Linked DNA regions of Homo sapiens: region 1 is linked to region 2. Evidence: read pairs that join two places in POLR2A ChIA-PET (ENCODE). Cell type or tissue: PC-3. All regions are shown on one strand. Links, peaks and the distances in the headings refer to the core of each region. The heading gives the core; the rest is flanking DNA. Region 1 overlaps ATP2B4 (ATPase plasma membrane Ca2+ transporting 4). Region 2 has its middle 34 kb from the start of ATP2B4.

Evidence for each region. Peaks named below come from ENCODE experiments on the same cell type or tissue, not always from the same donor. Only the 100,000 strongest peaks of a DNase experiment are listed, where the experiment ranks them.
Region 1: POLR2A ChIA-PET joins it to region 2 with 10 read pairs; 10 of 35 experiments call an interaction of 5 or more read pairs at or near these places.

Annotation. Positions count from the first base shown.
Region 1 is chr1:203,658,694-203,667,020 of GRCh38, reverse strand. The region is part of intron 1 of ATP2B4 (ATPase plasma membrane Ca2+ transporting 4); the gene reads right to left. Among named protein-coding and RNA genes, the nearest start is that of ATP2B4, 36 kb to the right of the region's middle. In PC-3, for the core only: CTCF peaks have their summits at 3,466 and 3,666; DNase peaks (open chromatin) are centred at 3,040, 3,560 and 5,260; H3K4me3 peaks cover 761 bases; H3K27ac peaks cover 3,632 bases.
Region 2 is chr1:203,588,913-203,597,239 of GRCh38, reverse strand. No RefSeq gene overlaps it. Among named protein-coding and RNA genes, the nearest start is that of ATP2B4, 34 kb to the left of the region's middle. RefSeq lists a silencer at 3,364-3,513. In PC-3, for the core only: a CTCF peak has its summit at 3,434 (motif pointing left); DNase peaks (open chromatin) are centred at 3,179 and 6,489; H3K4me3 peaks cover 859 bases; H3K27ac peaks cover 3,034 bases.

The DNA.
Region 1 (8,327 bases), core at 146-8,145, 70 kb before region 2:
GAGATGGCACCACTGTACTCCAGCCTGGATGACAAAGTGAGACCCTATCTTAAAACGAAACAAAACAAAAGCAAAAAGGTGCTAGAGAGCTCACAATTGTGAGTACACAGCACTGAAATATTAACTTCCAAGATGGTCAAAGTGGCTTCTTAGGCCAGGTTGTCATGGTTTCCAAGACCACAAACAGAAGTTTGGTTCAAAAGAAGGGCAGGAAGGGAACTGCCTTTTTCTTCCTAAGGGAATAGTTTCAAGAGCCAAGATAAGAGGGGGATATGGCAAAAGGAAGAGAAGTTTCCATAACAGGGCAAAGAAAATGGACAGTCTTGAGAGTTCAATTTTTCCTGGTGAGCATAGGGAGAGAGGCCTCATTTGTAGGATTATAAGGCCCTATTCAGATGGTGAGATAAACCTAGGAGGTTAATAGGAAGAGGAGTCAGCTTTCTACTATGTTAAATGTCCACCCAACAAAACCTAGGAGGCACGAAGAACGGGGGCCAAAATTAAGCTACTTTGGGAAAGCGAAGGCCCTCCAAAGACTCTGAGTTTTGCCTGAAAGAGGGCAGATGAGATAATTATCCCCAGAAGTGATGTGTGGAGGTGCTGTTTCCAGAATTGAGGCCTGCCTTGCTGTCCACCTCCTGCAGGTCCCCTGGTCAGGACCCTTTCAACTCTCATTTCAAAGGAGCCAGATGGAGAACATTGTAAGAAACCAAAATGCTACCATTCCTCCCAGCAGGAGCTGTCAGCTGAGTGTGGCCACCTGGCCCAGGAATTCCCTTTCATACTCATGGGCAGTTCTCTGTGGCTTATGAGAATCCCCTTGGATGCTTCCTCCTGAGCTGGTGCCAGCTTGGAAAGGAGACAGAGTTGCTCACCGCTCTGCTCTACCCAGAAGCAGCAACTGTGGCACCACTGTAGGTTAATTACCACGTATGCTCCACCACCTTCTCAAAGCAGGTAGGCTGACCACAAGCTAGGAGGCAGGTCAGACCTGTCACAATTTTATCACCAGTAACAATACTAGCCAGTAAGTTCCTGGTCTTTTCAGGGAGCATGTCCTCTGCTTTTCCCACCAACTACATCAAACAAGAATCCCATAATCATAGCCACGTAGATGGAAAAGTCTAAACAAATCCCCTCATTTTACATTTAAGCATGTATTAGCAAAATATTGTGCTGAGCACTGGATAAAAAGGCTACACAATTTTTTTTTTTTTTTTTGAGATGGAGTCTAGCTCTGTCACCAGGCTGGAGTGCAGTGCTGTGAATCTCGGCTCACTGCAACCTCCGCCTCCCGGGTTCAAGTGATTCTCCTGCCTCAGCCTCCTGAGTACCTGGGACTACAGGCACGCACCACTGTGCCTGGCTAATTTTTGTATTTTTAGTAGAGACAGGGTTTCACCATATTGGCCAGGCTGGTCTTGAACTCCTGACCTCGTGATCCGCCCATCTTGGCCTCCCAAAGTGTTGGGATTACAGGCGTGAGCCACCGAGCCCGGCCAAGGCTACACAATCTTGACAGGAAAGCAGGACAGGGGCAGAGACACCTGAGGCAAAGAAATCTGTATTGGGTGTCAAAGGAAGGGCAGAAACATCTCCCACGCCTGCTAGCCTGTGCCTACCCAAAACCTCTAGGGTTTCCCCTGCTGCCAGCTTGTGGCCATCAAGCTGCTGCAGGAGAGAGCTCATCACAGCGTGGGCCTCCCACTAAGGGCTCACCCTGAGCAGAGGGGAACCTTCTCTTTTCAGAGCTGCTACATACAGTCAGGTAGCATGTGCCCTGAACATGGGCACCAGGTAAGGAGGTGGTTTGGGAGATGAAATCCACCCTAAGTTTTGCCAGATGGGCCTTGCTCCTGTGGGCTATATTCACCTTTCTAAAATCTTTAAAAGTACCTTAAGGGCCGGGTGCGGTGGCTCACGCCTGTAATCCCAGCACTTTGGGAGGCTGAGGTGGGCAGATCACGAGGTCAGGAGATTGAGACCACGGTGAAAGTCCATCTCTACTAAAAACACAAAAAATTAGCCAGGCGCGGTGGCAGGCGCCTGTAGTCCCAGCTACTCGGGAGGCTGAGGCAGGAGAATGGCGTGAACCCGGGAGGCGGAGCTTGCAGTGAGCCAAGATCGCGCCACTGCACTCCAGCCTGGGTGACAGAGCGAGACTCTGTCTCAAAAATAAAATAAAATAAAATAAAAGTACCTTAAGGACTAGCAGGTGCAGTTAACTGTCAACCTGGCATTCCCTTGGGTCACCAAATCCTGAAAAATATCTAAGGAAGAAAACCAGTAGTGAATCCAGTTTGACATGGGGATGCACCAGAGCCAGAGCTGAAGATGTCAAAGTGGCCAGCCCCGTGGGGCCCCTGCACCCGGGCCAGGCTCCTGCCCCTCACAGCTCACAGGCTCTCCCATGAAGTCCTTCCCAAGTAGCACCAGTGCCTCTCAGCCAAACCTCCTCCAAATCCATTCTCCCTGAGCCTTCATTTCCTCATCTAAAAAAATGGGGATCAAAAAGTCATCTACCCCATACCAAAGTTGAAAGGATTATTACTTTTTTCATGTGCAAAGGCCCTTGCCCTTGGATGAAGATCAAGTATCTTAAGAAGCCACTGAACAGTGGAGGCAAACTGCTCCTGCCCCTCTGTCAGAGCCTCCCCGTGCCTCTGGCCACCGTGTTCCTATACTTTCCAGTCCTGGATCTGGACCCTTGGCTCTGTGTACCAGGAGGACATTGGTACTCCCCATTCCCAGACTTCTCCAGAATCTCTAATTTTTGCAGCTATATCTGGGGAATCTATCTGTCTGAGGTTCCTTTTTAAGTGGTGTCAGCAAGACTAAGTAAAAAGACAGAAAGAGTTCATGAGAGTAAAGGAACTCTGTTAAGAACTCACATGTGGATAATGCTTCACAGTTTTCAAAGCACTCTGACATTTGATCTTTGCAACAATCTTTTAAGATAGACAGGACTGACAATATCATTCTTTGACAGATTTTAGAGCATATGGTCTTAAAGGTGAAGTGACTCACTCAGTTAAGGCCATGCAACCACAGGAAGAGCCTAGAAGAAGCTAAGGCATACTCCATACTACAAGGTCCTAAAAGAAATTGGAGAGAAGAGGCTGGGCACAGTGGCTCATGCCTGTAATCCCAGAGACTCAGGAGGCCGAGGCAGGAGGATCGCTTGAGGCCAGGAGTTTGAGACCAGCCTGGGCAATACAGTGAGACACCGTCTCTACAAAAAATAAAAAATTAGCTGGGTGTGGTAGCATGTGCCTGTAGTCCCCACTACTTAGGAGGCTGAGGAGGGAAGATTGCTTGAGCCCAGGAGTTTGAAGCTGCGGTAAGCTATGATCACACCACTGCACTCTAGCATGGTGACAGAGCAAGACCTTGCTTAAAAAAAAAAAAAGAGAGAGAGAGAGCAGCCTGTAGAAAATAGTGGGATAATTCTAGGCCCAACCCAGGACATTGGAGCTGGGGATTCCTGTCCTGATGAGCTCAGAGGATTAATATAGGTTCTCCTACTTCCTCTCAGAGGTAACAGTGAGACATGCTGAATGTATGTGTGATGTGTGTGTGTGTCATTCTTCTTGGCCATGGGTACCCTGAGAGTACAGTTTGTGGTCTAGATGGAGGCGGTACACCTCCTGGTGTGTTGTGGAGGTACAAAAGGGAGGAGAACAAAAAAGGGTGGAGGAAGATTAGAAAAAGAAAGGAAGAAGGCTCTTTCCCTTAGGGAATTCCCAGTCCGCAGAATTCTAAATAAAGAAGACAGGATACACCCATATTAAGAAGGCCTATGATTATAGTACAGCACATCCAGAAATATTGAAGTGCATCAGGACCAGGAAGGACAAAGACTGACAAGGGGAAGAAATGCAAAAAACAAAAGCAAACACAAACCCAAAAAATATAAACAGGAAACAAAATGTTGCTCTACAGTCTCTAGACCCTTTAAAGGCCTTCAGCATTGAAAGGAGGGAATCTCCAGGGTTAACAATAGGGTCTTTCCCTAGGAAGGCAAGCAAATGCAAGGTTCTGGCCCCAGATAATCACTTCTCTCTAGCTAGCACTTCTGGGTTCAGGTGATGTCATGCGCATTAAGTATTTGTCGAGAAAAGAGACCTCTGGAAGAGTAAAACCTCAGGACAGAGTTTATAAACAGCACACTCAATTCCACCTGCCTTCCACTATCTGGGAGAGTGACCCTCCTCAGTTTCCTGCTACAAGGAAAGAGTAGGCTATTCTCTTCATATTACTGCAAATTATGATATACCCAAAAAATGTGATTTAAAAAAGGAGGGCCTCCATGGGCAGATGAATGGACAAACAAGTGTGGCACATCCATACAATGGAATTATTATTCAAGGAAGGATGTTCTGACACATGCTGCCACACGGATGAACCTTGAAAACATTATGCTAAGTGAAATAAGCCAGTCACACACACACAAACAAATACAGTATAATTCTATTCATATGAAGTATGTAGAATAGGCAAATTCATAGAGACAGGAAGTAGAGTGGAGGTTACCACAGGCTGGATGGAGTGGGGAATGGGCATTATTGTTTAATGGGTACAGAGTTTCAGTTTGGGATGAAGGAGAAGTTCTAGACATGGATGATGGTGATGGGAAACCTACACTGGGAATGTAGTTAGTACCACTGAACGGTCTACTTAAAAATGGTTAAGATAAGCTGGGAGCGGTGGCTCATGCCTGTAATCCCAACACTTTGGGAGGCTGAGACGGGTGGATCATGAGGTCCGGAGATCGAGACCATCCTGGCTAACACGGTGAAACCCTGTCTCTACTAAAAATACAAAAAGAAATTAGTCGGGCGTGGTGGCAGGCACCTGCAGTCCCAGCTACTCGGGAGGCTGAGGCAGGAGAATGGTGTGAAACCCGGAGGCAGAGCTTGCAGTGAGATCGTGCCACTGCACCCCAGCCTGGGCAACTGAGTGAGACTCCATCTCAAAAAAAAAAAAAGGTGAAGATGGCAAATTTTATGTTCTGTATATTTTATCACAGTAAAATAAATAAATAAAAATAGGAGAAGGAAGAAGAGCAGATGGAAGAGTCATCCTGGTATAGACAGGTGAGAAGGGTGGAGAAGGGAAGAGCAGAGCTAAATTCCAGATGTGGACCAGCAGCTGCTGTCACCGAGAGTTCAGATCCATTGTGGTAATGGAGGTGGAGGCCAGTGGGGCACAGGTCAGTCACCACAGACACGCCCAGGGCTGGGAGCCCACACAGAGCCTGGCACAACATCAAAGAACTCAAGGGACCTGGCAAAGCTGAGTGACAAGGCAAAGGGGTGGAGAAACAGACTGGGCTTTCTGAATACCATGCAGCATGCTTGTGTGTGGTAGGAGACAATGGTGGGAGTGCATTGAGGGTGGTGGGCATAGGGTAGACAAATCACCTTTTCAAAGAGCAGGAGAAAGGCATCTGTGTTCATCCTCTCCTCTCCCAAAGTCACCCCATCATCAGCTCAGAGAACACAGGCACCTGGTTACAGCAGGTACAGCTAAGGCTTTCCTGACCCAAGATGGGGAACTAAGTCTCCAGGCTTTTTGATCACTCTGTATTAGTATCTCATTTGATCCTCTCAACAACCTTGGGAAATGGGTCGTATCACTCCCATTTTACAGAGGAGAAAACTGGCTAAATACTTTGTCTAGGCTCACACAGTAAGAAGCCAAGCCAGAATCCAAACCCGACTTTGGCAGAAGCCACACTTTTTTCATAATATTGCCTTTGAGGTGCTTTCCAGACATGAGAGCTCTCTTTCTCAGTGATCATTCACCTCTTAAAGTATGGTGCAGAGATTAAGAGCATAAGCTCTGTGGACAGACAGCCCAAATCCCAGATCACTACCCATTTGACCTTGGGAAAGTTTTTTTTTTTTTTAGACAAAGTTTCTCTCTTGTTGCTCTGGCTGGAGTGCAGTGGCGCGATCTCAGCTCACTGTAACCTCTGCTTCCTGGGTTCAAGCAATTCTCCTGCCTCGGCCTCCCAAATAGCTGGAACTAGAGGGCCACCCCACCATGCCCGGCTAATTTTTGTATTTTTAGTAGAGACAGGGTTTCACCATGTTGCCAAGCTGGTCTCGAACTCCTAACCTCAAGTGATCCGCCTGCCTCGGCCTCCCAAAGTGCTGGGACTACAGGCATGAGCCACCGTGCCCAGTCCCTGTGCTCTTCTTCTTATTTATTTATTTTTTTGAGACAGAGTCTCACCCTTGCTAGGCTGGAGTGCAGTGGTGCGATCTTGGCTCACTGCAACCTCCGTCTCCCAGGTTCAAGCAATTCTCCTGCCTCAGCCTCCCAAGTAGCTGGGATTACAGGTGCTCACACCATGCCCAGCTAATTTTTGTATTTTCAGCAGAGATGGGGTTTCACCATGTTGGCCAGGCTGGTCTCGATCTCTTGACCTCACGATCTGCCCACCTCGGTCTCCCAAAGTGCTGGAATTACAGGCGTGAGCCACTGTGCCCAGGCCTCCCCCCACCCCCCACCTCCGTTCTCTTCTTACTGCTCCCTAGGAGCCTATTCATCGGCTGTTACATTGAACTGGGACCTCATTTTTTATCTCCACCACCCCAAGTGATACATTCTCACCCCAATGGCGTGCATTCTCACGATCTTCCAACCTACTACCTTTTGTGATAGCTATTTTTATCCTCTTTCAACAACTGAAGGAACTGAGGCCTAAAGCTCTGCAGTTAACTTGTGGTGAAACTGGACCATAAACCCAGGTCCAAAAAACTCATGGTCTTGGCTGTTACATGATGTTTTGGCATTAGAGAGAAAAAATCTACCACATGGTAAAGGGAAAAGTAGCTTGGGTTGAATTTCAAATACTTGGATTGGAATCCAAGCTCTGTGACCTTGGACAAGTTTCTTTCTTTCTTTCTTTCTTTTTTTTTTTTTTTTTTTGAGATGGAGTCTTGCTCTGCCGCCCAGGCTGGAGTGCAGTGGCACAATCTTGGCTCACTGCAACCTCCAGCTCCCAGGTTCAAGCGATTCTCCTGCCTCAGCCTCCCGAGTAGCTGAGATTACAGGCACCTGCCACCACGCCCGGCTAATTTTTGTGTTTTTAGTAGAGACAGGATTTCACCATTTTGGCCAGGCTGATCTTGAACTCCTGATCTTGTGATCCACCTGCCTTGGCCTCCCAAAGTGCTGGAATTACAGGCGTGAGCCACCACACCCAGCTTTTTATATATTTTTTTTAGCAACAGGGTCTCACCCTGCCAACCAGGCTGGATGGAGCAATCTTCCCGCTTCAGCCTCCCCAGTAGCTAGAACTACAGGCTTCCCCCACATGCCTAGCTAATTTTTATTTTTATTTTTTGAGACAGGGTCTTGCTCTGTTACTCAGGCTGGAATGCAGTGGCATGATCAGAACTCACTGAAGCCTCAGCCTCTGGGCTCAAGTGATCCTCCCACCTCAGCCTCCTTTGTGGACTACAGGGGTGTGCCACCATGCCTGGCTAATTTTCAAATGTTTTTGTAGAGACAACGTTTTGCTGTGTGGTCTCGGCTGGTCTCAAACTCCTGGGCTCAAGTGATCCTCCCACCTCTGCCTCCCAAAGTGCTGGGATTATGGGTGTGAGCCACTGCACCTGGCCAGAAACTATAATTTTTAAATACCTGCTTTGGGCTTGTCATTCTGACATATATTACATGAAATTATAAAGATTAATGATTCAAAGTGATTAATACAAGAGCTACTCAAGAAATGGTAATCTTTATTATTTTCTTCGATATCACAACCATAAATTTTTTTTTAACTGACACATTTTCTATCATTTTCATTTGTGTTTCCTTTTCATTTTTCTTCCCCTCTGCTAGTTTGGAAGTTATATTATACCAAGTTTTTTAGTATTAGCCTAGAAATCTTAACATAAAGACTTCTAATAAGCAATATCTTTAATTTTTTCCCTAGAAAATATAAGGACCTTAGAACACTTAAACTCCAATTACTATATTCACCTTCTAATTTTTTTTTTTTCAGACGCAGTCTCACTTTGTCACCCAGGCTGGAGTGCAGTGGCGCGATCTCGGCTCACTGCAACCTCCACCTCCTGGGTTCAAGCAATTCTCCTGCCTCAGCCTCCTCAGTAGCTGGGATTACAGGCACACACCACCACGCCCAGCTAATTTTTGTATTTTTAGTAGAGACGGGGTTTCACCATGTTGGCCAGGCTGGTCTCGATCTCCTGACCTTGTGATCCACCCGCCTCAGCCTCCCAAAGTGTTGGGATTACAGGCATGGGCCACCATGCCTGGCCTTACCTTCCAATTTATATACTATAGTTACT
Region 2 (8,327 bases), core at 27-8,026:
TATATTACCCCTTTGACTTGAACCCTGGCAGCTACTTTCCAAGAAGGCAAGCACTTTCACAGACTAGGAACCAAGGCATAGAGAGGCTACCTTGCTTGAGATCGCACAGCTGGGAAGTGACAGACAGGATAAAAGGCACCAGTCTATTCTTCCCCCATTTGATTCTGCCTCACTTTGGGAGTGTTTAATTCCAGAGCCTATTTACTCAGCAGTTTCATGTCTAGAAATTTATCCTACAGATGGCCTTGCACATGTGCAAAATGACACTATACACAAAGTTTCTCACTGTCACATTCTTTTTAATAGCAAAAGATTGGAAACAACCTAAACATCCATCATAGAAGCCTGGTTAAATGGATTTGTCAACAATGGAATACTCTGCAGTCATCAAGAGAAATGAAAGACACTTTATGTCTGGATATGGGATAATCCCCAGAACTCATTGTTTAGTACAAAATTCAAGCACAGAGTGATGTGTATAATATCTTGTCATCTGTGTAGAAAGAGTGAGGGAAGGAATATTTATGCAGAATTACTTGTTTTGCATAATGTATATATGGAAGGACATTCAGGAGATAGTAACATCAGTTGCTTTATTTTTTTATTTTTTTTTGAGACGGAGTTTCGCTCTTGTTGCCCAGGCTGGAGTGCAATGGCACGAACTGGGCTCACCGCAACCTCCGCCTCCCGGGTTCAAGCGATTATCCTGCCTCAGCCTCCCGAGTAGCTGGAATTACAGGCATGTACAACCATGCCCAGCTAATTATTTTTTTGTATTTTTAGTAGAGACGGGGTTTCTCCATGTTGGTCAGGCTGATCTCGAACTCCCGACCTCAGATGATCCACCCACCTTGGCCTCCCAAAGTGCTAGGATTATAGGCGTGAGCCACCGTGCCCGGCAACATCAGTTGCTTCTGGGAAGGGTGAGTATATGCTTGGGAATCAAGACTGGAAGGAAGGCCGGGCGCAGTGGCTCATGTCTATAATCCCAGCACTTTGGGAGGCCAAGGTGGGCAGATCACCTGACGTCAGGAGTTCGAGACCAGCCTGGCCAACATGGTGAAACCCCGTCTCTACTAAAAATAGAAAAATTAGCCGGGCATGGTGGCACACGCCTGTAATCCCAGCTACTCGGGAGGCTGAGGCAGGATAATCGCTTGAACCCAGGAGGCGGAGGTTGCGGTGAGCCCAGATCGTGCCATTGCACTCCAGCCTGGGTGACAGAGCGAGACTCTGTCTCAAAAAAAAAAAAAAAAAAAGGAGACTGGAAGTCCTTCCTTCCTTCCTTCCTCTCTCTCTCTCTCTTTCTTTCTTTCATCTCACTTTGTCGCCCAGGTTGGAGTGCAGGGAAGCGATCTCAGCTCACTGCAACCTCTGCCTCCTGGGTTCAAGCAATTCTCCTGCCTCAGCTTCCTGAGTAGCTGGGACTACAGGCCTGCACCACCACGCCTGGTTAATTTTTGTATTTTTAGTAGAGACAGGGTTTCGCTATGTTGGCCAGGCTAGTCTTGAACTCCTGACCTCAAGTTGGCCTTGCTGCTGCCTTGGCAATCCTGCTGCCTTGGCCTTGCAAAATGCTAGGATTACAGGCATAAGCCAAGACTTTTAATAAGATAATTTTTGGTAACTTATAAATTATTTGAACATATGACTTATTAAAAACAAAGAATAACAATTAAAAATAGGCTGGTGTAGTGGCTCACGTCTGTAATCTCAGCACTTTGGGAGGCCAAGGTGGGAGCATCACTTGAGGCCAGAAGTTTGAGACCAGCTTGGGCAACATAATGAGACCCCATCTCTACAAAAAATTATAAAAAGTAGCCAGATGTGGTGGTGTGTGCCTGTAGTCCCAGCTACTTGGGAGAGTCACTTGAGCCTGGGAGTTTGAGGCTGCAGTGAGCTACTACACTCCACCCTGGGCGACAGAGCAAGACCCTGTTTCTATTGAAAAAGAAAAAAAAAAGTAACAGCCTGGGCAACATGGCAAAACCCTGTCTCTACCAAAAATACAAACAATTAGCCAGGCATGGTGGCTTGCATCTGTGGTCCTAGGAGGCTGAAATGGGAGGATCACTTGAGCATGGGAGGCAGAGGCTGCAGTGAGCTGAGATCGTGCCACTGCACTCCAGCTTCGGTGACAGAGTAAGACCCCATCTAAAACAAAAACAAAGCCAAACAAAATGTAAATTTCCTGGCCTAGTCAAGATGCAGTCTGTTTTGTTTTGTTTTTAATTTAATTCACAAGAAGGAATGCAGTCCTAATGAGTAGGAAGGCTTACAGGGAGCAGCATAGTGGAGAGGTTGTAGAGATTAGCTTTAGAAAGACCTGGGTTTGGGATCTGGCTCAGTGGCTCACGCCTGTAATTCCAGCACTTTGGGAGGCCGAGGTGGGTGGATCACCTGAGGTTGGGAGTTCAAGACCAGCCTGACCAACATGGAAAAACCCTGTCTCTACGAAAAATGCAAAATTAGCCGAGCGTGGTGGTGTGTGCCTGTAATCCCAGCTATTCGGGAGGCTGAGGCAGGAGAATCAATTGAATTCAGGAGGTAGAGGTTGCAGTGAGCCTAGATCACTCCATTGCACTCCAGCCTGGGCAGCAAGAGCGAAACTCTGTCTCAAAACACACACACACACACACACACACACACACACACACACACACAAGAAAGACCTGGGTACACTGCCACTCACTAGCTACAAGTCTTCAGACAAGTTACTTAACCTTGTTGTGTCCCATTGGCTCCTTTTTTTTTTTTTTGAGTCGGAGTCTTGCCTTGTCACCCATAGCACAATCTTGGCTCATTGCAGCGTCTGCCTCTCGGGTTCAAGCATTCTCCTGCCTCAGCCTCCTGAGTAGCTGGGATCACAGGCACGTGCCACCCCACCACACCCAGCTAATTTTTATATTTTTAGTAGAAACAGGGTTTTACCATGTTAGCCAGGCTTGTCTCGAACTCCTGACTTCAGGTGATCCACCCGCCTCGGCCTCCCGAAGTGCTGAGATTACAGGCATGAGCCATCGTGCCTGGCCCCCACTGGCTCATTTGTAAACAAGGATACACTTTCCTCATGAATTCTTTTAGTGAGGAAGTTATATGATGATGTAGGTGTGTGCTTAGCAGAGGGGCTCTGTGCTAAGTCCTCAGAATGTGGCAGCTGTAACCACCTGGTCCCTGGAAAAACCCAAGGGAAGGAAAGCCTGAGTGTTGCTCATGTCTGACTAAGCTTAGGGAGGCCTTGCTGATTCTTGAAGGCCTCAGGGCCTCCCAGAGTGTATCTGTGCTGCTTGACCGTCTATGACGTTGTCCTAGTTACTGGTGGATGGAAGGAAGTGTGGAGATCACCAGGCAAAGATCACTGGCTCACTAGTGGCAACCCTCTTGCCTGACAGAGTTGGCCTCTATTAGGAACTGCTATGCCCCACCTGGTGGCAAGAAACCCCAAGGGCAGCCGCGGCCCTGCACAGACCTAAAGACCTTCTCAGTCTTCTCCTTTCTTGCATCCAGCTTTGAATCATCTTCAAAGACCTTTGTATCCAGCCCAAAGGCGGAGATACCTTTCCTGTGATGGTTTGTGAGAGCTATGTCAGAGGGTGAGAGGGGCTGAGCGGTGTCGGGGCAGTGTGGTAGACTAGAGTCAGAAGACCTGCGTCCACACTGGGAGCTCCAGATCAATTGCTCCATCTGTAAGCCTCAGTTTCCTCACCTGTATAATAGAGATCCACCTGTGAAGATCAAATATCTGGTAAAACTGTGAGTGTGGAAGCAGGAAAGCTGCAGAAATCTTGCCTTTGTCATTCTGGGTGGTTTTTACAAACATTGTGGAGACTGATAAATGAGTACAGAAGCCCTCAAACCAGTCTCCTGAAACCCAAACAAGATCAGCCAGGGGCTTCATAGCGGCGTGATGCCAGCATGGTGGGTGCTTCTGCTGCTTGGGGGGCCTAGGGGTGGGCAGGTGAGCAGTGTGTGGGAAAAGGAGATTGAGTGGTCAGCTGCAGTGATTTTTCTGGGAGTTTTCTCCACTCACTCAACAATCAAGAATGGGTATGCCTTTATTGGCTCCAAGAAAAGATAAGACATGAGCAGCCCCATTCTTGAGAAACCTTCAGAGGTCATTTGGTCCTTTAGCACTTACGGAGCCACTTGTGAAAAGGGCTGCGAGAGACGCCCAAGATGGATCAGCCATGGTCCCTGCTATCCAGAAGCTTGTAGAGGAAGGAAAGCTACTTCACAGCACACAGGCTGAAATTTCATAAGAGGAAATGACCATTGTGCCAGTTGATCATGTGAGAATGGACGGAATGTAGGGGGATAAGTAGTAAGAGCCAGGGAGGCTTAACCAAGAGAGACTTCCTGAGGAAGACGGAACCTGGACCAGAAGCAAGAGGCCACTCTGAGAAGAGGAGGGGTGACCCAGGTAGAATGCTGGAGAGCAGGGTCTCCAGGAACATGATGTATAAACATCTGGAGAGGAGGGGGCTGCTGGTGGGTGGCCTGGAGCCCTGGAATGCAAATAGACTGCTCTCCAAAGTCCCCACCAGCCAGACAGCTGTGGTGCTGCCTTGTACCCTGGGAGTGAATAAGTTGCTTCTTATTCTCCTCCCAGCCCCCAACTTCCCTGCCCCCCACCCCATCCCCCAGCCTTACTTAGGGATTTCACCTGGTCAATCACCAGAGTCAACAGGCAAGAGCTATGAACCTCAGGCAGGAATGGGAGGAGCTGTCAGAATGAGATGTGAGGCCCCAGGCATGAGGGCTGGAGTCTCAGGGTCTGGCCAGCTCCCGGCTCCTGTAAGCCTCAGCCCAGCCAGAGACGCCAGGCACCTGGGCCCGGCACGGCTCCTCACTTGCTTTGTGTCTGAGTTGAAACCCGCCCACGCTGGGGATGGCAACTCTCTGCCTCTGTCTGCTGGGCCTCCCTGTGGAAGCTAGGCCTGGTGGCTTCACATAAATATTGATTGTCTACTCAGCCATCCCGGCAGGGAGAGAGAGGCCAGGCAGGAGGGGGAGCCCGATCAGGCAGCACTGGATGAATGGAGTCCTGATGTGAGGGAGCTGGGGGGATGCCAGAGGCTAACAGAGGAGAGGCAGGAATCCTAGGGTAGAGAATTCCCCAAGAGGGATAAATGCCAAGTTCAGAATAGCGGTCACCTGGGGAGGAAGAGGAGCATAAGCAGGACCTTCGGGGGTGGCAGCAGTGGTTTACTTAAGCAGGGCTTCACACTCATTAATGCTATTCTTTGTATCTCTTTGTATGTCTGAATCGTTTATAATACATTTGTACCTAGTGACCTGTAGAGGTCCTGTCTTCCTTCCCCCAGCCTCTAGGCAAGACTTCAGTAATCTACCGGACAAGGTGCTGCTCTGGTCTAACTCTGAAATTTTAAAGAGAGATTCCCAAGATGCCAACACAACCCAGGCCCCATCCTGCTTCCAGCCCTTCCTCCAGCTTTGTCAGGGAGAAGGCATTCTTTCCCTTGTTCAGCTAACAAGTCCTGACTGTGTCAGGAGGGAGACCACTGGCTTTGGGGTCTGGACAATGGCCCTGATGTCCTGCTCAGTGTTCTATGCTCTGGTTGGATAGTTCCTGCTCCTTCCACCCTCCTCACAGACCCCACTGTCTGAGCCATCAGTCAGGGAAGAGATGTCTGTTGCCTTTTGGGGGAAATCAGGCCTTCGGGAGAGAAGCAGGCTCCAGAGAACCTTTCCACTATCCTCTTTTCCTTGCTCATTCCTCTCTTCCCAAAACAAATGCCCTTATGAAGGACTTAGGACTTAGACCAGACTAAGAATTTCCGTAAGAAAATGTCTCTCTCTCTTTCCCCACACCATCACCCCCATCCCCTCCGCCCCCCAATTCCTCTCTCTGCTTTTGAACTCCTGGCCTCAAGCGATCCTCCTCCTCCCGCTTCGGCCTCCCAAAGCACTAGGATTATGGATGTGAGCCACCACGCCCAGCCTCCTTTATTTTTCTTGTCAGTTTTTATCTTTCTTCCCTTTCCGTTTCTCTTCCTTTGTTATGACTCTTTTTCCCAAGCCCACTTTCTTTCTGTCATCTTCCTCCCCCTTCTTCCCTCTGTTCCTCTGCCTCTGGCTCCTGCCTTCCAGGGCCTCCCCTGCACTCTCACCTGGCTGGCTCTGTCCCACACTCTCCCTGGCATAGGAGACTCTTCTAGGGAATTCAAGGAAATAAGCAGGAGGCATATTCTGCCTTTGAAACCAGATGAGGGGCTGCTCTCTACTCAAGCCATGCTAATCATTAGACAGTCATTTCTGGGAAGGGCTCTCAGCTCTGGAACCCAAATGGCTCCAGCTCTATGTCATTGCTCCTATTTCTTAAGGCCACTGGTCTCCATCAGGATCCTCTGCAAACCAACAGCCTTGAAACCTTAACAATTATGTCATGTGAGGGCACTCCTTTTGTTGAGTCCACCCTGAGGGCAGAATTCTACCAGACCCTGAAGGGAGGGGATGCTGTTTGGAGGATCAACAAGCCTTTATCTAGTAGGGGAGATGGCACGCTCATGAGTCAGACCTGACACAGCTCAGACAACAAGCAATAAACAGAAAGCAATTTTCTTACTGAGTGCCGAGAAGCCAGATCATTTAGAACAAAACAGATTTAATTAGAGAAGACTTCTTGAAGGGAGTGAATATGGGGCAGGGACTGAAAAGAGAGGTGCTGGTTAGCCAGGCATGGTGGCATGCACCTCTAGTCCGAGCTACATGGGAGGCTGAGGTGGGAGGATTTCTTGAGCCCAGGAGGTTGAGGCTGCAGTGAGCTGTGATCTCACCACTGCACTCCAGCCTGGGCAACAGAGCAAGATCCTGTCTCTTTTTTTTTTGAGACGGAGTCTCGCTCTGTCACCCAGGCTGGAGTATAGTGGGGCGATAGTGGCTCACTGCAACCTCTGCCTCCCAGGTTCAAGCAATTCTCCTGCCTCAGCCTCCTGAGTAGCTGGGATTATAGCATGCGCCACCACGCCCAGCTAATATTTTTTGTATATTTTTTTTTAAGTAAAGACGGGGTTTCACCATCTTGGCCAGGCTGGTCTCGAACTCCTGACCTTGTAATCCACCCACTGAGACCTCCCAAAGTGCTGGGATTACAGGTGCAAGCCACCGTGCCCAGCCCTTCCTGTCTCTTAAAAAGAGAAGCGGTGGGGGGCTGGTGTTGGGAGAGTACTGAGACAGAGAAGAGTGATCTGGTTCCTCTTGAAGCGGGGCTAGTGTGAAGGTACCCATGTTGTGCTGTGTTCAGGGACCAAGGACCTAGTTTGACAGGCTAGGGCCAAGAGCCGTCAGAATGAAGTGAGATTGTCTGGGAAGGGACAGGGGGAAGATTTGTCTCCGCAGAGCAGCCCGGCCAAATTCAAGGATGTCAAAATGTCAGTCAGTGGGATGTGTGAGGGCTTGGGCTGCCACATGCCACACCAGCTCTTCCCATTTCCTGGGAAAAATGCAAATGGTGTTAGTTACTCCCCAAGCTCTGGGCCCAGGCTACATTGCTTTCTGGGAGAACTCCACTCTGTGGGAGGGAGAGCAAGGTTGGAAGGTATTGTGTGATTTCATGACTTTATTATATATGTTGGGGATAAGGTAGGGAGGAAACACATATCAGGATCTTAAAGTGCGTCTCTGCTTTTATGAGTGTGTATCTTCGTATCTGAAAAAAGATGGGCTTTTGTGAATCTGCATGAATGAATGTGTTATGTACACAAGCCCCTGAGCCACACCCCTCCTGTTTTTATTAACAGCCTCTTTCTGCCATTTTCAGACTTTCTCTTTCACAGCCTGAGGCCCCATCAGCCCTCCTGCCGAGCAGGGGCTGGGATGTGGGCTGATCCCAAATGCATCTTTCTCCTCAGTAATGCCACAAATTGGCTACAGAGAGCTCCAGGCCCAGAGTGGATCAGGATAAAGTCCTTTCTCCTCTCTGACTAGGCTGGGGACAGCTGGGCCTGCAGGAGAGGATGGAAAAAAGGATGGACAGTTGTTTAGGGATTAATTCACTGATGCTCATGCAGCATGCATTTTTAAAAAGCTTCCTTTGTGCTGGGTGCTGTGGATAGAGTGATGACATAGCAGAGAACTCCTTACATCCAATGATGCCCTTGCTTTCACATGAAATTTTCTTTTTCCAGAGAAACTCAGTAGCTAAAGCTGGAATTGCCAGGTTTGCCCCTTCCCCACTTCCCTGCCATCCTTGTCTTCTCATCCTTCCCTCCCTCCTATTGCAGCAACCTGGGCTGGGGTGGACAGAACAGGATGGACCTTCGGGTCCCTTTAAGCACTTTGGAATGGGAATGAAGGGGTCACATCCT